2 separate regions of the Homo sapiens genome follow, and region 1 is linked to region 2. Evidence: chromatin loops called from intact Hi-C (ENCODE). Cell type or tissue: IMR-90. All regions are shown on one strand. Links, peaks and the distances in the headings refer to the core of each region. The heading gives the core; the rest is flanking DNA. Region 1 overlaps STOX2 (storkhead box 2). Region 2 overlaps ENPP6 (ectonucleotide pyrophosphatase/phosphodiesterase 6).

What was found. Hi-C counts contacts between places; a loop is a spot of excess contacts. Peaks named below come from ENCODE experiments on the same cell type or tissue, not always from the same donor. Only the 100,000 strongest peaks of a DNase experiment are listed, where the experiment ranks them.
Region 1: it touches region 2 in a loop (3-fold over the local background); 3 of 110 quality-filtered maps call a loop at or near these places.

The regions. Positions count from the first base shown.
Region 1 is chr4:184,013,839-184,024,950 of GRCh38, reverse strand. STOX2 (storkhead box 2) reads right to left here. Exons shown (of 4, transcript NM_020225.3): 4 at 1,425-7,862. The coding sequence ends at 7,667. Among named protein-coding and RNA genes, the nearest start is that of STOX2, 110 kb to the right of the region's middle. RefSeq lists an enhancer at 7,264-7,763. In IMR-90, for the core only: no CTCF peak of the experiment used is centred there; DNase peaks (open chromatin) are centred at 5,680 and 7,630; H3K27ac peaks cover 3,889 bases.
Region 2 is chr4:184,094,398-184,105,783 of GRCh38, reverse strand. It overlaps ENPP6 (ectonucleotide pyrophosphatase/phosphodiesterase 6), which reads left to right. Exons shown (of 8, transcript NM_153343.4): 7 at 8,416-8,539. Among named protein-coding and RNA genes, the nearest start is that of ENPP6, 120 kb to the left of the region's middle. RefSeq lists a silencer at 2,994-3,288. In IMR-90, for the core only: CTCF peaks have their summits at 5,304 (motif pointing right) and 8,345 (motif pointing left); no DNase peak of the experiment used is centred there; H3K27ac peaks cover 2,037 bases.

The DNA.
Region 1 (11,112 bases), core at 3,113-11,112, 82 kb after region 2:
GAAACGCAAAGGAAAGTGACCTGGGAGGAATTTATTTGATGGAATTTGGGAGCTGCAGTTAAGCAACCTATTCGGCCTCTCTTGAGCACAGGTGCCTCGGTTTTTCTTGAAATTCCTGTATGGAGCAATGTACTGTGCAAATATATTAATCACACACATGATTAACCATTTGCTTGACAGGAAAGGTCTGGAGCCACTGAGCGTGAAGATGGGCAGGGGGGTGTCCCTAAATCCAAGAACTCTCACAGTAGGGATAAGATTTTACAGTTAAATGAATTATTAAGGTCAGGTGAATAACTTCTTCTGATTACTCAGTGGTTCTCGATTTCATGGCCACCACCAGGGAAGGAGGCAAGTACTGAGTACTCTGCTTGAATTTTCTCTAAGGAAGGAGAGAAAAGCCACCACTCTAAATGCTAAAAGTAAGTTAAAACCATACCGTTTCCTTTGGAAAGACAACGTGTTTATGAACTGTGACCATTCTCTCCAAGGAATCAGAATCCTGCCTTCCCCCTTCTCCTTAAGTCCCCACGTTTCCTCAGTTCACTAGATCGTTCTGAAATGAACACACAATTACCTTTCCTTGACCACAGCTGCTTTTGGTCCTAGAGTAAAACTCACAATATACTCCCAGTATTCCTGCTCTTCCTAACTTCATGCCTGAAAAAGGAAACGTCTGTATTGAGACAGTTTAAAATATATAGACAAACTTACGCAACAAAATACAACTTGTTCTTCAAAGCAGTTACCTTGGGGTCTCCAGACACTTATCCGTAGACACTGTCATTGTTCACAACAATTTTTGGAAGTCTACTTTGGATATTGCCTTTATAAGAAAATCAGGCTCGACTTTATGGCTCATTGTTTTTGACTGAGAATACCATTTCCTAGCTCCATCATTAACGGGGCAGCAAATCCCTTTGGTTTGAAAAAGCCCATTTTCTACGGGCAAAGATTTGCCACAGTGAGAGACTCAGAAGAATGAATGACAGCTGAAGGAGAATAAACATGGAGGATTCCGAACCTGTGCAAGTGACTCACTGGAACCTGTGAGCAGCCTCCTCGTGTTTACTGGGGAGAGGATCCCATCCACTTGGGAACAAAAGCTGAGACATGAGTGCTAATGAAAAAGAAACCCCAGACCTAATCACATCACTTTATAATTTCATATAGAAAATGTAGTTATAGGCATCTCTCTCACTCTGTTTTAAATTCAGTTACCTAAAAATGTGATTTTTTTCCCCCAACTTTCATGGAAAAAGAATTTTGATCAGAAAATTTTCATTTTTAGTTGTTTTAACTCAGAAGCTCTAATAATATTGAGTAATCACAATGTTATAAAATCCTATTAATTGAAGAGAGAAGTCAATTAACCTCACCTAAAATATTTTCTCTCAAGTACCAAAAAAAATCCACTTAAGACATATAACCAAATGTTATTTAATATCTTAAAAAGTAACACAATCCAAAATGGATATTTCACACAACACTACATAAACAACATGAACACAGTATCACCATAGGGAGGGACTTTCAAATATAGACTTACAAAAATCCCTGTCCTTTTTTTTCTTTTAAGTTATTATACTAAGCATGACAAGTAATCATCATTTACAGTATGGTACACTGACACGATAAAAACCATGTTACAAATGTGCTGTTATAAATCAGTAACATTAGGGAAGACATTTCATGAACTGTAATTATTTCATATGAAATACTATACAATATAAACAGAACATCCATCTTGGATGACCTTTACAGCAACCAGAGACCAAGTAATTTAAAATTTTTTTTCAGTGCAAACACATTTTATTCAAGGCAGTCTTGGCTGCAAAACTCCTTTCTAACATACAGTAAATCCCACTTGCACGTCTTAATTCATTTACCCTAATGCAATAGTCACATTCAGTCACTCAGAGAAAGATACCTGCAGAATTATGATCCCTTTAAACTTGACGTTTAAATTTAATTCTCTTCTAGAACGTAGTATCTGTGTCAACTGCTCTAAGGACTTTAATTTGTAGCTGTCAATACTTGCATGAAGGTGACCCTAGGGCAGCTCTATTCCTAACCCAGCAAGTGTGCACGATACTGCACAGTGTTCTGCCCTTCCAATGTGGAAACCGTGGCGGTGTGTCAGTATCTAGGTGGGAGAATGGAAAGGAGGACCTCGGAGGAAAGGAAGTGGAGGAGCTGCTGCATGTGTACTTCATGATTAGTTTCCCGGAACTGCAGAGGACAGATATTGGAGGAGATCTCAGGTCTCACATTTGGTACCTCTTCTTGGTGGGAGCAAGGGAACAAGTTTACTAAGACCAGCCAAGCTTCTAACCTTACATTTCCAACCTTCCAGAATCATCGCTGCCTGACTTGAAACACCCCATTCCCTCCTTGGCATGATGTGTGTGTGTGTGTGTCCACATTTGAAGCCAACAATTAATGATTACAGCCCTATAACTGATCATGTACAATCGTAAGAAAGTTTAGTTCCCCCTTGAGTCTTGTAGAATCCTGAATCTTGTGAATCATCAACTGTAAGTCATAGAACTGTAAAATCACAGGACTGTGTGTTAGGGGAGCCATCTCTGGGAATCTCCTTGTGGGCTGCTGCTGCAAAAGATGCAGAGAATTAACTCAATAGGAAGGTGCCAATGTCTGTTTGAAACACACAAGGAAATGTAATAATGAATGTTTTCATATATGTAATTTATGAAACATCGCCTGAATAAAAATCTGTGGGAAAATACTGGATGTATCCTTAATACCATAAGACCTTCTGGGAAAGGAATGGGGTGACAGTTGATTCTATCTCACTTGGCAAAGCTCAGACCAATAGTAATCTTTGTCCTGCCCACATTTTACTAACCCAAAGCAAAACAGTGTTTTCCATGCCTTTTGCATTCATGTTTCCTGTGTTCTAGCTCCCCCAAGCCCTAAACATGTGCAGAAAAGTCACTCACTACCAGAAGAGCCCTGGATGACGTTGACAATGGGCGGGATGGTCCTGGGGGAGATGGGGGATAGAAGAGATTGCTCCTGCTTGGGCCCACTGAGGTCTGGCAGCACGTGGCTAGTTGGTTCTGTGACTGGCCTGTGGTGACGGAGGAGATCCCCATCAAAGATCATCTATCTCCTAATTCGAGAAGACACTTAGAACTGGATCAGCTCCCTCAGAAATCCAGCTCCTCCAAAGTAGGGCTCGATATATTGTACTGATTTTCTATGGTGCCAAGCAGCACTGTGAAGAGTACTTGATAAAGTTTTTAATTAAAATTTCTGTTTCAGCACCTTCCACTGCCAGGAGCAGTCATGTTCCTGAAAGCTGGTGATTTAGCACGGGAACTATAGCAACCCAATATGAAACTGTAAACAAGGGTGTGTCCAGATCTGCTTCTGACTGCAGTGGCATTTGGGTGGATCTGTCAATCACCCGCTTTATCCATTGATACCAGTAAGGTGTGCTGAGATGTAAAATTCCAAACACCCTGAACTTTTTTTTTTTTAATGAAAATGGACAAAAGTGTCAAGATGTATTTGTTTTCTTTGACTTTATTAGCACACATCAGAAAAATAGCATTGTATTTTGTGATTTCTCATGATGCTCTATCAAACAGATAGAAAACAGATCATCAATAGCTGCCACTGTGTTCCTGGAGAATCTTAAGTCACTCCTTTTGTTAATTCGTTGTAAGTATGCGTATTACAAAGATGACCTGTCTTGTGAATTGTTTGTAAATCTGAATGCTTTGGAAGCACTTTGAGATCCCAAAGTGAATCGTGCAAAGTCATTATCGGTTGTTGTTGGTTTTTAAATGAAGCTCCAAATACTGCCCATGTTATAAATGGCAAGACTTTCAAAAAATGATCACTATTGTATTATGAGCAATATGCTTGTAATTTAAGTTAAAAACTTTATTTTCAAGTACACTTGGTGGTGATAAGTGGTTTATCCTGGGTAGAGTTTTGCAAAGCTGCGCCAACCTAAAAAAGGAACAATGCTTCTGCTTCCACTGAACAGGTTTCTTCTCCCCATGGTGACTGCAATGTAATTTAAATTTACATTTTAGATGCTGGTTGGGCTATGAAAAAGAGGGACCTGGGAACAGCTGGTGTTCAGATCATTGTTACTCCGGATTAACTGTGAATTGATGCTTCCTGAACCTGACCTTCACAACATCAGAGAAGAAGTAATTTGTTATTTTTATCCAGCTAGTCTCCATTCACCTCTTCTATTTGTTTTCTCTATTTGATGGCACCCCCCCCCCTTTCATATGTTCATTATGGTCCCCTGAGATGTGCAAAATATATATAATGGAATACAAATTATTTAACAGAAGTTGTGGAATTCACAGCACAGCTCTTTTAATTAAAGTGGAGTTTGGGCTCGACATGGTAGCATGCGAGTGAAGGCAGAGCCCGAAGTGCTTCAAGCTTGGCAGTCCACATTGCTTGTGTGTCTTCTGTTACTGAAAACTTAGACTTCAAATCAGATTTCCAAAAGAGTAAATAGCTCTTTCAATTACGTTCACCCATTGGCTCTTCGCCAGAGAACTTTTAACAGGAATGGGTGGAGGGCGGGGGTGGGCACAAGAATTTTTAAACTTCCGTTCATTCCTAACAAAATCGAGTGCGCTTTCGTGGGGAAGAGAGGAGAAGACAGGATTACATCTGAAAGCCAAACAGCGGCGTAAGAGAAAGCCATGGCGATGGAAAGTCATGAGTCCACAGAGGCAATCACTGACACACACAGCACGCCATGCCCTAATGTTGAAGGAAGTGTTCAACTTTGCTCTTCTGAACGATACACTTTAACACACGGCTGCCATTTCATCAAATTTATGGAGGTAGTTATATGTAAAAATAAAAATTACCATAAAGTAATATGTTGTATCATAATAATACATAAGTGTGCAAAATGCCGACAGATGTGTTGACCCTTTCACAGAGATTCAACCAGATTCAGTTTTGTAAACCTTTCAGCTGCTAAACCCTAAGACTGGATAAGCAGTCGTGTAACACAAAGCTATGATTTTACAGGAGGAAAGGGATACTGGCAACGCCTGGCGAGGCCCCCACTGTTCCGGGACCGAGAGCCTCACCGTGACCTCGAATGACATTTGCAATGTGCTGCCGGCTGCCACTCCTCCCCCATTCAAGAATCTCGATCAGATTCAGGCAGGAATATTTTTATATGCAACATCTGCTTACATGGTATCACCTTTAAAGTCCATCATTTCTACACTAATGGCTGCTGGTCTAAGGGAGTTTTTAAAAAATTATGTACCCCATAGCATCAGGCAAATAGTGTACATATTTATTTGAATAATGTCTTCTGTAAACCTATATCTTGTGAAATATCAATAAATTCCTATTTTAAAGCTTCTCTTAAAGGTAACGCTTTCCTTTCCTGTTCACACAGTATTCGATTATTTCAATGGCTACTTTCAGAGGATCAGCTAGAGGCTGATGTGTTGTTTCAATGGTTATATTATTTATGAACTGAGAGTAGAAGAAAAATTTGAGAGCAGGTTTTTGGAAAAAATGAATTTAGACAAATATTTAGTAACTGTATGATATATAACTCCCCAAGGGAACCAACTATGTAGTCTATTAGATACATGATCATTCCTTCTGGACATATTTAAGCAATGAGACAAACAATGCGTTGAGGCATGCCTTGGAGGAAATAAGGCATGAGACTGAAAGCCAACTGGCTTAAGCATTTCAATGGTATGGGAGTTTACTAAGAAACATGCTGAAGTTTCACTATAATAAGCAGAAAAAAGGAATTTACACCAAACTCAAGGAGTTCAGTTTGACCCAATGCAACTTCCAAATAACTGAAAAACTATGAGGGAGCATTTAAAGGTTTCAAGAATGAGTCCAACTGTGTATAGGACTGGATTCTTTAAACAGATTGCTAGTGATTAAACCTCATACAAAAACAGATGCGTCTCACAAATCATATGCCAATTACTGAAATTGGAGGTGAAAATATTCTAGATTTATTTTGGGATATATATATTTTATGGTGTATGGCTCCCAACAGCACATGCCACTGAACTAAATAAAACTTTATGTCAGAACACTTACTTGTGTCATATGTAACCCTTTTGCAAATAATATTCCATTACTACAGATCTGTCCCACTGTTCTCAGAAAATAAAACATGGGAACGTTGGAATGTCTCCTTGCTATAAGATGAAATTATTGGTCATCCCTTTGCTGCTGGGTCTTCTTTGTGTTCAACATGACATTGTAAACCAAAGCAAAATGTTAACAAACCATTTGGAAATAAGTTGGTCTAATTAACTACACATCCAGCTAAAAACGCCTCCTGAAATTGGTTACAAAGTATCTGTAAACATTACTCTGGCATAGTTCATGTATGCATAATTGTTATTCTGATAAATTTTAGGGGAGTACAAATTCGGATTATACCGCACTAGCAGAATGAGCACATTCTGTTGTTTATTACATGGGCACATGTATATTTCTAATCAAAAATTATTTTAAAAGTTTTCTCTATACATATCTTCCCAGGAATAAAAGGCCTGAAGTTCAACACTCCCTAAATTTGCTCTTTCCTACAACCACTAAAAATTATCTCCCACAGCCTAATTTAGGCATTCTATTTAAAACTACATAAAATAGATTTATGTCCTTCCATTAGAAAGAATAACATCCTCAGGCCCTACTCTTCATTTGTATCACAAAGAACATTTTGCTTTTAAACAAACTAATTATTGTATCTATTAGAGTAAGATAGGGTCATCCTAAGTATCACAAGGAGGAAATTCTCTTCCTTCAATATTTGAGTAACACCTTTTACAAGTCCACATCACCTTTTCAATCACCTAATGCTGTGCCCCAGCCAGACTGGAAATTGCTTTCCTTTGTCCACTTCAGATTCAAAGGCCTATATTCCTGTTTGTGATCACGGAAGGTTAAAAAAATCAGACAAGCATCTGTGACACTTCAAAACAAAACCCTGAAAACATTCACTCCCAGTGATCTCCATTGCGACCCCTTCTCACACACTTCCATGGGCTCCTGCAAAATAGTGTCACGAAAACTCACAGTGAAAAATGACTGGTGCATAAACAATTCACACACAAAGGGCCGGGGTCCCTTCTAGTTAGTTTGGCATCTATTTCCCTCAAGGTGGACCCTTGCATTTGACATTTCGTGGTAGCTTAGTTTTGTTTTTTGTTTTTTTTTTTTAAATTTTTTTTGTTTTGTTTTGTTTTTTTTTTTTTGGAAGTGTCAAGGATCAGTTCTGTGGCACCGTTTAACCACAGACTGGGAGCAACACGCATCTGTGGCATTTTAAAATGGAATTGGCAACTGCATGACATTGAAAATGCGTATTACACTTACAGTGTCTAGACTTTCCTATGTGTGCTCAGATACAATTAGTGAAGCAAAAGTATACATATCACCCCTACTGTTACTCAGTTGCTACAGAGCCATAAATGTGAAAAGCAATACTCTGAAATAAAGATTTTTTGTTTTTTTGCCCTAGCCCTACTTAGCAGCACAGTTTAAGTAAACACAAAAACTGTGGTTGAGATGCTTGTCTTTCCAAAGATGTAAACATCAGTCCCAGTGTCGTAAACTTTGCTGTATCGAATGAGACAGAAGATCTGAGGCAGAAGGACAATCACACGCTAGTAACAGAAGCTTGCAAGCAGTTGGAAGGTTTCTGTAGCTTCTCAGCTTCATTTGTCGGGGGCTCCGCGCTCGCTCGGAAGTTGAAGGCTGGACCAGCTCCACCATGGGCCGGGCTCAAAGCGGGGTTCTGACGACGGTTACTTTCAACAATGCTTGATGTGTTGGAAGCCAGGCTCTCCCGAGTACTAAAAGAGCAAAAAGGGTTTGTTTTGTTTTGTTTGGAACATAAATAATTATAAATTGAGCCCCAGAGGAAGAGCAAATGATGTCGTTAATGGATTTCCTCTGTTGGTTCATAATGTCATATCAATATACATCTCGACTGATTATTCACATCTGCCTCTCCACCACTGGCTCCAGAAGCTTCCACAGACATGTAATAATCAGCAGCACACTCAGTGAATAAAGGGTTTTTAAATAGCTAAATGCACTTTGAAATGTCTTCTCCTTTTTTTCACACTCAACGAAACGACTTCAAAATTTGAGGTGATAGCTAGCTATCACAGTGGTTTTTAAAACAGATACTCATAAATACACCTAAGTCATGATTTCATTTCAGGCTGGAAATTCACTGGCATAGCCGCTCCTGAACACACTCGATAATTTTATCCTAATGATTCCATTTTCATTCTGGATTAGCAGATTTCGACTGTGGGGGACTTGAGCATGCCCTTTTTTGGGGGACCCTGGGCATTTGCCGCAAAGATGGGAATAAAATTCACTTTAAACGTTTTATTCCACTGTTTCAAAATTTAACACTTTAGTTAAAATACATTATATTTTCGATAAAGGAACTTCGATTTTTTTTTCCCATTCATTTGTTAAGTTTCCACTCATTTCTGCCCCACTTCGGCAGGATTGTTTTTGTTTGGATTTTTTGTTTTTGTTTTTGTTTTGTTTTGTTTTGTTTTTGGAGTCAAGGTCTTGCTCTGTCCCCCAGGCTGGAGTGCAGTGGTGTGATCTCAGCTCACTGCAACCTCTGCCTCCCAGGCTGAAGCAATCCTCCTACCTCAGTCTCCCGAGTAGCTGGGACCACAGACATGTGCCACCACACCCGGCTAATTTTCGTGTTTTTAGTAGAGACTGGGTTTCCCCATGCTGCCCAGGCTGGTCTCGAACTCCTGAGTGCAAGCAATCCGCCCGCCTTGGCCTCCCAAAATGCTGGGATTATACGTGAAGTATTTTCTTTTTAAAATAATTCGTATAGAATACAGGTGATTTAAAAGCTGTATTATTTTGCTCTCTCTTTTACTTTTTCTAAGTTAGAAACACTTGAATCTATTTCATTGCTTTAAGATATTTAGAACATTTAAGATTTCAAATGTATAGGGCAATGGCAGAAATAAGATGACTGGGCCAGATTGAGAAGAACTGAGTAGCTTTCCTGTGCCAGGGCCTCAATGTGGCTACAAGAAATGTATCAGCTACAGAGATTGAGGAAGCCAGAAGCATTCTCAAAACATCCACTGCATGAGGCAGAGTCAACATTTAGGAAATAGTCTCTGAGAGTTGGTCCCCACAACTGACTTAAGCCTGCTAGAGCTAGTTAACAAGTCAAACTACTACAGCGAAGACATCCTCTCCTCTCTTTCATTCCCATCCTCGGCTGATAGCATCTTTGAATCCTGTACTCTGACAGCCCTTTCCAACAGGTTATTTAAGCCTAACTCCTTGTGGCTTTGAGTTTGCTTCTCACCAAGAAGCCAAGAGTTAATTGTTTAAAAGGCAGTTTGTTCACTGACAACCAAAAAAACAAACAAACAAACAAACAAACCCTCGGACTTTCTTGAATGTCGAGGGTACCTCCAGAAAGGTAATCCATTTATAGGGAGAAGTCAAGTTTTTCATTATGCTTATGGTAAATCTGAGCATACCTAAAAGACACTCCAAAATGTCATCACTAAAAGGGAAAGTGTGAGACTTGCCTACATGACGTCTCCCCCAGGAAAACTCACCAGTGGCTTTGCCAGAGCTACCACTGAGGCATGGAGCAGGTGGAGGAAGAGGAGGGTCAGGAAAGATGCAAAACCCCAAAGATTTCAAGACACATTCCTTTGGTTTTGTTCTTAATCACTAAAGTAACTTTTTACAGTATCTGACTTCCTCATCTCTAAAATATAGAGAGTTATGATGGGATGTACCTACTCCTAGGGTGACTGTGAAGAAGAAGTAAGCATCAAGGAAGAATCTGTACACTAATAAGGTAGAAAATGTGGATTATTTCATTGTATACCTAGCATATAATGAAATAAATAGTGACTGTGGGTTCGCTTCAGAATCCATGTATTACGAATGACGTATTTTCTATGGGAAAATACATTTTAAGGTCCAAAGGATTCACTCTTAAACCAGCTTTCAAGGGGTGGGCTCAACATTTATTATGTGCCTGCTGTATACCAGGCACCGTAAACACATATTGCAATACATGATCTGAGCTGGGGTCTGTCTCTACTGTAAGATCCCTTCGCCCACCTTCAATCACAGCCAACATATTAATAGTGGTAAATATGTAATATATGTAATAGTGGTAAATTGTGGTAAAGAATGTATTTCATTATTGTTGCAATAATGATTACAGTCTGTGACATTCAAGCTGCGGGCTCCGGATGTGCTGATGAAAAAGTTAAAGGAGATAGAATGTTAGCAGTAAAAATATTCCTCAAATTTAAAAGTTGGTTTTTTGTTTTTTGTTTTTTTTTTTTAAAGAGAGCTAATGGAGTACAACCTGAAAAACAGGATTTCAGGATTTTATAGGCAGGAGAAATGGACCAAGCGGTTCTGTTGTTCATCCTTCTGTACACATGTCTTCCCCTGGCCCCAGGCGTCTACAGCACACGTTCTTGCAATACATTAAGCAGATATACCCCTGGCAGCCTTTGGTCTCTGATTTTCATATTGTGTTTATCAACCAGCTTTAGGCCTCATATTTGAAATCACAGGCTTCTCACGTCAAGACTTTTCATTTTCAATATTAGATCTCATAGCATAGTTCAAGTTTCTACCCTTTTTCCTTCTACATACCCTTTAATTCCCAACAAAAGGGACTGAAGAATTTTGGAAATGTGGCTGAACATGACTTCTAAGCCAGCACTGAAACCCTGGAGTGTGGAGAAAAGTCACTTTTTGGGGTCTTTTTCTGTTTTTTTTTTTTTTTTTTTTTTTTGGTTGGGGCTTAGCTGCTCGGTGAATTATTTACTGAAAGATTTTAATAAATGGCCTGCTTAAGATTTTCATGTCAGGGCTGGGCATGGTGGCTCATGCCTATAAGTCTAGCACTTTGGGAGGCCAAGGCAGAAGGATCTACAAAAATTTTTTTAAAAATTACCAGGTGTGGTTTCACACACCTGTAGTCCCAGCTACTCAGAAGGCTGAAGTGGGAGGATTGCTTGAGCCCAGGAGTTCCAGGCGGCAGTGAGCTACAATCACCACTGCACT
Region 2 (11,386 bases), core at 1,952-9,951:
ATCGTAGACTTTGGAAAGAGCTCCCTATGGCCCTCCCAAAAGTTTCAATGACATACACATCAAGTTATTTTATATTTTGCAGATAATAAAAATATGGGGATTTTAAAAAAAATTTTGGTCAATAACAACCATAACAATAGTGGCTATCTGGAATGAAGTACCTCCTCAATTCACTCTCTCTGCATTGTGGATACTGTATTTACTGAGTTAATGGCGGCTCAGCATTTTAGGTATCTTGCCTATGGTTACAAATCTCTGAGCAACTAACCCAGGACTTGAATTCAAGTCTAGCCATGAAGCACACAGTCCCATCCAGTTCTTCTAAGATGTTCTAAACATTTCAGCAGAATGTTCAATGTGTTTCTAACATCGTGTTTCCCAGTTACAGACTCACCCTTCTGGCTTCTGTGGGGTCTAGAGCTACATCTTGGCTCCTTCACACTTGCAGAAACAGAAGTTCTACCATCATCCTTTTAAATTTTCTTGCTCGTGTCATACTGCAAAAACCTCTACAGTTGTTCCAAGCCCAATTTATCTCCTTTTATTCTTCCTTACCCCAACCCCTTTCTTTCTTTCTTATCACCAACATGGATGATTTGCATAGACCCGAACCAAAATTTTTCTGGTTGTGAAAACAATTCTTCCAGTGCAAGACTTAAGTGTTGGGAATTTAGTGGTCAGGGAGGGGTAACCGTGCTCGCCCAAGTAACTTCAATCAGCCTAATAAATAATCAGTAGAATCTCTGGAATGCCCTCTCTGTGCCAATCCCTCCCTGTCCTTCAAAGCCCAACTCAAACACCATCTCTTCCAGGAAACACTCAAGAGTTGCTAATGTTCTCCAGCTTGGAATTTCTGTAAGACCTGATGCTACATTTGTTTGTCTGTTTTGGACTCTGCCTTGCCGGAGTGGAGGCTCCCTGAGGGCAGGTCTTTGGCATCTTGACCTTTGTTTCCCATCATAGAACTTGTACACAGTAGAGTCTCAGTAGATGTTAGTGGGTGGTATGAATTATTAAATATTGAGACAGTTGATTCCTGACTACTTATTGACAGATTGTTCACTTGGTTGGTGTGTAAACCAGTCACCAAGTAAACAGAGAAGAAAGCGAAGTCAGGCTTTCAAGCTTGGTTAATTATTAGTAGCCCCAGAAGAAATTTCAACAGGGAAGAGGTGTTGAAAGTACAAATTCTTCTGACCTCAGTTGACCCAGAGCTACAGTCCAAGGGCAGGACACAGCTCTCCCCAGCCCTGAAGGGCTAATTCCTGCAGCCTCTCCTGGACAGTGTCCATTTTATGCCACCATGCTCACAAAGGTAGGATGGGGAAAGATTTCCCCAGAGCTAGGTGAAAGATCGTAGAACATGGTCTGGACCCCTGCCTGACTTGAGAGAAATGCAGCAAATTCAGGCCCAAGCTTCTAAAGGAGGCCAATATTTTTCTCCAGAGGAAAGACTTATTTTGAAAACTGGAAAAGGATATGAAATGCCAGGCTCAATTCTAAAGCCTGTGGTTGAATGGCTGTGAGGCCTGGACTCAAAATATCTGGGGAAATCAAGACAATCTGGAAAACGTGGCTTCGGAGCTTTAGTGACAGCTAGTGTGGTATTGTCCAGGCCTGCCTGAGCTTCAGAAAGTCAGATGTGGGGTGGGAAGCTGCATGCGTTCTGATGGTGACCAGGGCCATCTGTGGGAGCTGTGTGGGAGCACAGGCATACCCTCCTCAGCCTGGGCGCACTGCAATCAACGTGATTCAAAAAAAGAAAAGAAAAGAAAAGAAGAAAGAAACCCCATCCACTAAGTGCTTTTCTCCAGCGCTTTGCTCCACTCCGAGAATGTCTGCGTCGCCAGATCCCTGCTGACTTGGCTGCCTGCATTTTCCATTTCGAGGATCAAGCAGTGTGTGGCCAGGGGCTCGCTGGGGTCAGGCCAGCAGGCCGAGGCCTGAGCAATTACATTCTGTTTCAGAAAGACAGAGAAAGGGAAATGGTTAGAGGAACATCCCTTTGGAGCGGCATGTGGCAAACACATCTCCAAGGCTCATAACCACCACTCCCACGGGCTCCAAAGAGTCCTGCTGGCTGGAAGCCTCTTTGCAGGACAATTTAAAATAGCAATGCCACAAAATATGAGAAAGCGTGGTTTATAATAGAAACCATATCTTGACCTTCACACTAGCAGCAAAACCATCCAAGCCAGCCAAACTGTCATCATTTCACCAGCGTTTTCACTGAAGCCACCCATGACTTGAACATTGTTGGTGCCTTTTCTTAGACTGGGAGGATGTCAGAAGTGTATTGTATTTTCAGGGAGGTGGGAGGCTTCTGTTATAACCGTGTCCTAGAAGAAAAAAGTAGATTTTTATTAGGCCTCTAATACACCTTAGATAGGTTTCACCTTTTATTTTAATCTGACCAGATTTCAACGGTGTTCCCCAGTTCCCTGGAGACCTGTTGTGATGCCTCAAGGGAGAAAGGGAAGAACTTGGGTCCCTGACCCCACACCCCATGAGAATTATACTTTCAGTAGTTGAAAGGAGACACAATAGTCAAAATGTGTAACAACCAGCATCCCATGGGCGCCGGCCTTTGAGAATGAAGCACCTGTTGGAGCAGCTGGAGGGCCACCCTGGCTCCCGCCTGTTGGAAAGCAGCCCTGTACCAGCTGATCCTGTGCCTCATTCTGCAGTCCCTTGAAGCCCTTTGAACTTTCTAAGAGGGAGGCCCGTGTTGCTTGCCCAGTGCCACACAAAGGGACATGAGGCACAGTCCCTGATCTCAGGCACTTCTCAGAAAAGGACAATCATCCTTTCACATGGCCCATGGCAGATGCCAGGTGAGCAGCTTCTAGGGGTTCTCATGGCTGACTGCACATCCCGACCACCTGGGGGACATTAAGAAGAGATTCCTCAACTCCTCCTGACCTGCTGAATGCAAATATCCCGGAGCCAGGTCCAGGCTGAGCTCAGGGTGGTCCTTGAGCAGCCAGCATGGGATGCACCGGTGTGGACGGTGAGCACGCTGGTTTCCAGCAGGGAGCGACACTGTGGCCTCTGTGGGAAGGCCAGAGGGGCAGCACCAGGCAGAGCAGGAGGCACCAGGCAAGGCCCTGCAACAGCGCCTCTGCTCGGGGAGGGATGGCAGAGAAGACAGATTTCAACCCTCCAGCCACCTCGGGAGGAGACATTTAGGGATGCAGGACACAGCTGGAGGCCGGATGTTGGGCAGCTGTTGGCCACCAGCCTCCTCCGTTATTCTCCCCAGCTTAGCAACCATTCTCCTGTATATGGTGGAGAGAAATAGGAAGGAATGGGCAAGAAATATATATGATCATGTATTCCAAAAATGCATCATGAAAAGACAAGTAAATGCCCCTAGAGTTTGCCAAAGCCACACCTTGCCCATGTGAAGCGGCAAATAATAAACATGGACCACTCAGTGCTCCTCGCCTCGTCCTGTCCTTCCACCCCTCCCTCTGCCTGCACCTTCACTCCCAGCGCAGCCTCGCATTTCTGAGTGTGCTCCCCAGACAGCACAGCTCAGCTCAGCACTCAAAGGAATCCTACAATGCTGAATGCAAACGGATGGGCCCTGGCAAGTGTCGAACAAACTGTATTTACTGGGTTTCTGATTCGGAGGTAAAGCGCAAATGTTGCATTTTCTTTTCATTTTAATGCTAAGGATGATTGAGACAAAGGCCTGGTCTAGAAATTATAACTCTTATCTCATAATTATTCCTTGGCTTCCCAAATCAATGCAAGCATATAACAGGCATTATCATGGGGAGCTGGCGATGGAGTGCAGGCGCCCAGAGAGAATGCAGGCACCGGCAGGAAAGCGCGCAAGCCTGAAGGCACCCTCGCAGCGGCTTCTCACCGCGCGTCCTGGTGTGGGGCGACTTGTTTCTGGTTCCTTCCTGTTAGAAATGATTAACTGGTTGAGGGGCTCATCAAGGAGGGTCCTGGCATTGCTGTCTACCCCTGTCTAGAGGAGGGGTCCTGGAAGGCACTGGGAAGTGCTGAACATATCACCCTGGGTGAAGATGTTACCTAAATTCCTAATATAGTGCTGACTGTACAATGGCCAACTTGTCCTGGTTTGCCTGGGACTGTCCTGGTTTTCAAACTGAAAGCCTTGCATCCCTGAAACCCTCTCAGCTGCAAACCAGGAGAGTTGGTCACCCTGTTTGGTTGGCAAAACCTCGCTAGCAAAACAACCCAGTTCCTCTCACCTCCTGGCTCTTCCAGCTGTCTCTCTCTGATGGCAGCTTTCTTTCCATCTTTCCCACCCAGGTCATTCAAGGGCTCCTCCGCTCTTGGAGTTCCAGGATTCTGTCACTGCAGGACCCTTGGAGCGACCCCACCCTCTTTATTTGGACTCCCTGTGTGGACTCCTCATCCTGATTTCTCCTCCCCATCTCCCTACCCCAGTGCTACACACACACACACACACACACACACACACACACACACACACACACAAGCTCACACACATAAACATTAACACACACGTGCAACACAGACACACATAAACACACACTCACATATACACACGCACACACATGCTTACACTCATGCACTCACACACTCTCATACACAGGCACATACACACTCATGCACACACACATTCACACACACATGCACACATGTGTTTACATGCATGTAGGTTGCATGCACACAGCTGCGTCCCCACTGACTGACTCTCCCCTCGGCCTCCTCCTGTGTCCCCACTGCTGAAGGCCTCCCTGGGGCCTGAGCCTCCCTCCCTCCTTCAGGCTCGGGCACCCACTCCTGGCACTGACTTACTCTGGAGTCAATGCCCAGCAGCTGCAGCCCCCTTCCTCCCTCACTAAAGCTGAGCTCTGTTAGGGGAAGGAGCCGCCCTCCACCTCTGTGGCCCCGACCCCAGAAGCCTAGCTGAGTTCCTGGCACGAATCCAGAGCTCAGTCCACATCCGTAGAACTGAATAAACCGGCCCTGAAATCATGGGCTTCTCCCACATGCTGGCAGGGACGTTCCACCATCGCCTGGGACTCCTCTTACCTGGGGCACCCCACTCCTTCTCTGCCTGCATGGAGTGAATTCCCTCCCCACCAGTTGAGGAGTGGGGAGACACCCCCTCCAGCACACATTGCAGGAGAACCGGGTGCTTCCTTTCACCCTGGGAGTTGGCTGCCCACCCTACAGTGGGATCCCACTTAGAGGCCCCACTCTGCCTGAACGCACACACACAAGCCCACCCTCTACCCTTTTTTCTCACCTTCGGCCAGATCTGGAGGGCTGGGGCGCCTCCCCGGATGTCACTAGGTGGCGCTGTGTGGCAGTCCCTGGGCCCCGCAGTGGCTGGATGGGGTCAGCAGGCCAACCAGGAGCTTGCGGATCCACAGATGGACATTCCCACTGTGGAGGTGGAGAGGTGTGTGGCGGGCCCTTCTTCATGGGCCTGGCCTCAGCTGTATGCCCTTGAGAAGATAATGTGAGGTACAAAGCAAAGGTGCTAAAAGCCACTGGCAGAGGAAAAAGAAGGAAATCATGGCTGCAGCATTGTGAAATGAAGGCTGAGTCCATCACTTACACCACACAGTTACCTGTGCACCTGACCCGCCAGGTGGCTATGATTTTTTCATCAGTAAGAGCAATTGTTTTTCTGGGGCAACTTGTTATTTTAATAAAAATGAGTGGATTTACCTACGACTAGAAAGATCCAAAATCACTTTCAGGGCTGGGGTTTTTCACTGCTTTGTGTGTTTATTTGTGGAATCTAGGCTGTAAGTCTTAAATCAGGCCATCAGTCTTCACCTATCTTGCTTCTGTTCTTTGCCATGGGGCACACACAGACTATGAGGTTCATAATTGGTGAGGTTGTTAATAGCAAAAGTGTTCTACTTCGTGCTTCAGTGCTCACCGCCTTGTAGACTGTGAGAGGGAGAAGCAACACATTAAATCAGCTGACGAGACTAAATTGGGATGTGTTGTGATCATCACCATGGACAGATAAGGAAGAAAAAGAGAAAGTTAGAGATGCAGTAAGTGAAAGAAACCTTCCCATGGAAAAACACGAACCACAGCTGGAGAAGGAGGGACGAGGGATGCGGGAAACTCAGGAAACAGAGAAACTTGGAAAGCTGCAATGCGAGGGGGCGATTTATGGGGTGAGAGCAGATGGCTGTGCAATGTGATATGACAGCTAAATAAGCACAAGCAGGCTCAGCCCTCACAACCCACACTGCCCGGCTGCATACTGCCCGGGCACCTGGCCCCATGGCCAGGGGCATCTGCGGACCAGACCGTTGCCACCTATTGAACACCTATTGTGTGTCAGGGACTTAGCACACAGTCATGACATCCCCCACAGACCCTGCAAGGTGGCCAGGACCAGCAGGGAGACTGCAGCTCAGAGAAGTGAAACAGCCAAGATCCCAGAGCTAGAAAGTAGCAGCTGGAATTTAACCCACCTAACTGCACCAACCCAGTTCCAAAATCCTGTTAGTGCTTTGTGTCTGGCCACACTCCGTGAGTGAGGATGTGAAGTGCAAGGTGACACCTCACTGGCCGCTGCCAGCAGGAGCACTGCAGTGACCTCTGGCAGTGTGGAGTGGAAGGGGCCCAGGCACCGGGAGATAGATGACCTGGGTTCCAATCCCAGCCCTGCCTTGCACTAGCTGTGTGACTCTGACTGTCACTTAACCTCTCTGAGCCTTAGTCCCTTCAACTACAAAATGGGGCAAATGGTATCATCCCCACTGGGATGTTGTGATGGTTCAGTGGACGTTGGTGTCAGCTTATGGCGAACTGCTTGGCTCACTAAACACATGATACTAGTCTTGTGAGCCAACCTGTAAATTGCTGGTAGCTTAGTGGTCTTGATTCTACTCATTCATCACGACCAGCAAATTCTACCTCCTGCATTTGAAATAGTAAATATTTGTAATATTGAAACCTGCCTAGCAAGGATGGGCCGTTCGTCCTTGGCGAGGTCTTAGAAGAATGAGTGGCTTCTGAGGTGCATGGCTAGGCTTGTGCTCAGCTGGCTGCAGCCTCTGTAGGACTTGCAAAGCCTTCTCTCAGCCCTCTATTTCATAGCAAGTGATCAGCTGTAGTCTAAGAAAATTGGGTTCCAAAGAAAAGAAGTGTGTCGGGAAGTGATGGTTCCGGAACCCATCCCAAAGGAAGAGTGGTTGAGGGAAATTAAGGTCTGTGAAGCCTGGACAAGGGGAGCAAAGGTGCCATCTTCCAGTGTGCTCATTAACGGAGGAGAGGAGGCTGGCTTGGAGTTGCTCCCAAGGGCAGGGCCAGAAGGAAGAAAGGCAGGGTGGGCTGCATGGGAAAGGGAGTTGGGATTTGCTGAGGAGACCCTTCTGGGTCCGGCTGCTTTGCTAGGAAATGTGATTAGATAGATACTGGTTCCCTAAGATTCTCCATCAACTGGATATCCCGCCATTCGGTTCAATGCTGACAACAATACCTGGAGTTAGAGTGGGCCTCACAGGTCAAGGGGCTCCATCCCACAGGACAGCCCCCACTCAGAGGCCAGCCACAAGTCCCAGGTCCCCAGGCTGCCGGCACCTGCGTGTGATTTGGCTACATTCGAGGGGTCACATGACCCTACTTCAGGTTTGATCACTCACTAGGACAAATCACTGAACTCAGGAAAGCACACTATATTTAAGATGGCTGTTTTATTGTAATGGATGGCCCTTAGAGAGGCACCACATAGAGAGGCCCGTGGGAAAGAAAGCATGGGAGGTGAGGCACGCAGAGCTTCCACTCCCGAGGGGCTCCGGAACCGCACGCCCCGTGGGCTTCACGTGGGGCTTCATCGCGCAGACGTGAGTGAGGAAATCATGGGTCAGGTGATTGGACTCAAGTCTCCAGCTCCTCTTCCCTCCCCCGGTCTGGTTCCTCTGGTGGCCAGTCCCCACCCTGAAGCTGTCTAGCCCCCAGCCCCAGGACCCCTCTCAGTAGCATTAACTCAGGTGTGGGAGAAAGTAGCTCCTTATGAATGAAAAGCGAAAGACATTCTTATCCTCAGGAAATTGTACCCCTGGTTTTAGGAGCTCTAGGTTAGAAACCTGGGACAAAGACCAAATACATTTTTATGACACCGCAGATACACTTTAACATCCCTTCTGCCACTAACTTACTATATTTAGTGGCTCTAAAACTGATTACGGGAGACAATTCAGCCCCACGTAGGAAAACACCTTGTTAACCACAGCGCTTAGCAATCGAATAGGCTGCTGCCCGAGGTCTGAGCGGCCTGGAGCAGGAAGTGCCGCAGCGGAGGTTGGGTCAGTCTGGGTCAGTCGGAGCGCAGAGGAGGAAAGCGCCCCCCGGTGGAGTGGCGGCTTGGAGCAGATGCCCGCTCAGCGCCACGGTCAGGACGTAGTGTCATGTGTCTGCCTTGCTTGGTTTCAGAATCGAGAGATGCTTCCGTTTTGGATGAACAGCACCGGCAGGCGGGAAGGTTGGCAGCGTGGATGGCACGGCTACGACAACGAGCTCATGGACATGCGGGGCATCTTCCTGGCCTTCGGACCTGGTAGGCGAGGAAATGACCAGATGCTCTCAGACCCCATTCCCAAGGAAGTGTCTGTAAGGGGGGCTACGGGTGCCAGGAGAGGCTGCAGGGATTTCCTTACAGACCCTCTTTATGAGCCAAGCAGAGCAAACCCAGCCGGTCTCCATGAAACATCTTTTGCTGGCTTCCTTTCAAATGCTTCTTGGGTTTGGCAAATGTAGCCAAATACTTTGCCTTGTAAATTTTAAATCCTGAGTGCAGTGAAGAAAATGTATTCCACATGTTTGTGATTCATTTTTTACCTAATTCATCAAAATGTTATTTCATAGCTATCTGATGTCCAGGAAAGCTTACTGGACACCAGGTTGCTGACCGCTGTGAGTCTCACTGTTGATGCGATCGCTTCTCGGGGTCTGGCTCTTCCACGGTCCTTCCCGTCTCGAGCACCCACCTCAGAGAGGCTCATTTAGTTTAGAGTCCAGCCAGAAGCTGGGATGTGCTCAAGGGCACTCGCGGAAATGACCTTGAGCCTGACTTTGAGAATGAGCCAGAATGACGAGGGTTGCCTTGCATGAGAGCAAATTTGCTGTGTCTTTCTTGACCAGATTAATTCCTAGGGCTGGAGGAGAGGAGAGATGGAGAGGGCCTATCTGGTCATTTGATTTAACAGATGGATCCCTGCCAATTCATACTTTGGAAAAGTTTGCCAAACACTCTGAAGATCTTACTGCTACCTGAACACCCTCTTCTCCCAAAAACAAAAATTAAAAAGGGAGAAAAATCATCCAACAGCCATCAACCATCAGTTGACTGGTTCATGAGCTATCCTTCTTTCTTAGCACAGTCCGTCCTCCTGCACTAAATATAAGCAGCTTACCCTGATACCTGTATTCTGAATGCCTTTTTCTAGATGTTGGTCAAAATGTTTCAGCCCACAAAAGTCCATGTTTGCCTTTCAAATTATAGGTTACACATCACATCTACAAGCTCTGCTCATCTCTTCAATTTAGTAAGATCAAAGACGTATGCCAGCATCCCTCATTCAGCCTACCATCGTTCACTCTACTTTCCACAAAATCCCTTTTAGGAACTATGAGGTGTCAGTTTCTGCAACCTCCGTGGGTGCCTGAGCTTAGGAAACACATTAGTCCAAATCCCTTTCCACATGTGATCCAGGTTCCCAAGTCCTCAAGGGAGCATTAGAAGCAGTAGCAGCAAATTCATGGAGCACTAATAGGGTTCATGATGTTGGCCTAAGAGAGGGTTCTGAAGATGCCTGAACATGCTACCTTTAACCAGTGATAGTTATCAGGTGCTCCCTGTCAGCCGAGCCCCAGGTCAGATATGCAGAGCCCCAAAGCTAAAGGAATTAGGAATGGAGCACCCCGAGGGTAACTACTGGATTACATTGGATACATTCCAGGGCCATGGTCTTTCTTTGTGAGAACATTAGTCAGCAAGGCTTTCATTCAAAAGCATGGCACCCTCCATTCCCAGATGAGGGAAATAGGATCATGAATGCAAAGCAGTGGTCTGGGAAGGACTATATACAAGTGAGAGTCTCAGGAATATATATATCTATATATATATATAGATATATTTTTTTTTTTTGAGACAGTTTCTTGTCACCCAGTCTGGAGTGCAATGGTGCCATCTCAGCTCACTGCAACCTCCACCTCCTGGGTTCAAACAATTCTCTTGCCTTAGCCACCTCAATAGCTGGGATTCCTGGAGCCCACCACCACGCCTGGCTAATTTTTATATTTTTCTTAGAGATGGGGTTTCACCATATTGGCCAGGCTGGTCTCAAACTCCTGACCTCAGGTGATCTGCCTGTCTCAGCCTCCCAAAGTGCTGGAATTTCAGACGTGAGCCACCACGCCCAGCCGAGTCTCAGGAATATTTTAAAGCAGAACCAAATCTAGCCCCAAACCCCAAATTTTAAACAAGGTCCCCAAAGCTGCATTAGCTTAAAGTTAAAATTTGGTGAAGAGATTCTGTCCATTAACAGAGGCCTCCATCACAGGTTCCTGTAACACTAAAAGCGCCCAGTCTTTTACAGACAGATAGATGACCCCTGATGAAAATGGACTGCGCTAATTGCAAAATGTTTCCAGGCAGATACAGCGTGGAGAGCCTCCCGCAAACCATCACGTTCTGGCTCCAGTTCTCATGAAAGATTAAACAGCTTTACACACTGGCTGTTTACTGAGAAGAAAATTTAAGAGCAAGGCCTTTAATAGCTATCTGGCTGCACTTTGAGATAAAGGTGCATCCCTCCTGATTAACTGTATGTGCTTCTCCCTTAGGGGGAAAGCTGGGCATCATTGCGGCTGCCCAGATGCAGCCTCAGAAGTCAGTGAGTCTGGTCCAGCAAAGAGAAAGGGAAGTAATTCTGCAGGAGAGCCTCACTCTTGTTAATCCCAGTTTCTAATTTGAACAGTCTAATCTTGCCCTGGAGAACTCCACGTTTGAGATAAGACAGCAGGAGTGGGAGTCAGTGAGCTGCCTGCGAGCTAGCAAGCCCCACTGGGAAGGCAGCCCCAGGTGGCCAGCCACAGTGTAAGCCTGCAGAACCTCCTCTCTGTAAGAGACACACCTCTCATATCCAAAAAAATGTAAACACGCGAGGATAACTTGGACTCTCTGTCCATGTCTGAAATGCCATCTTCAGCTAGTAGAGCCTGTCTGGGTCCTCAGTTGGATCAGGCATTGTTTTGCTCTTCAGGAATTTTCTAAAAGCTTTCTCATTCCAGCCTGGATTATTTCTGCACTGAGCCCAAAGCACTATCCCTGCGCAGCAGGAGGCCACGAACTAGGTGGGATGGGAAAGAAATCTCAATCCTCCTTTATGCTTAAATGCACAGA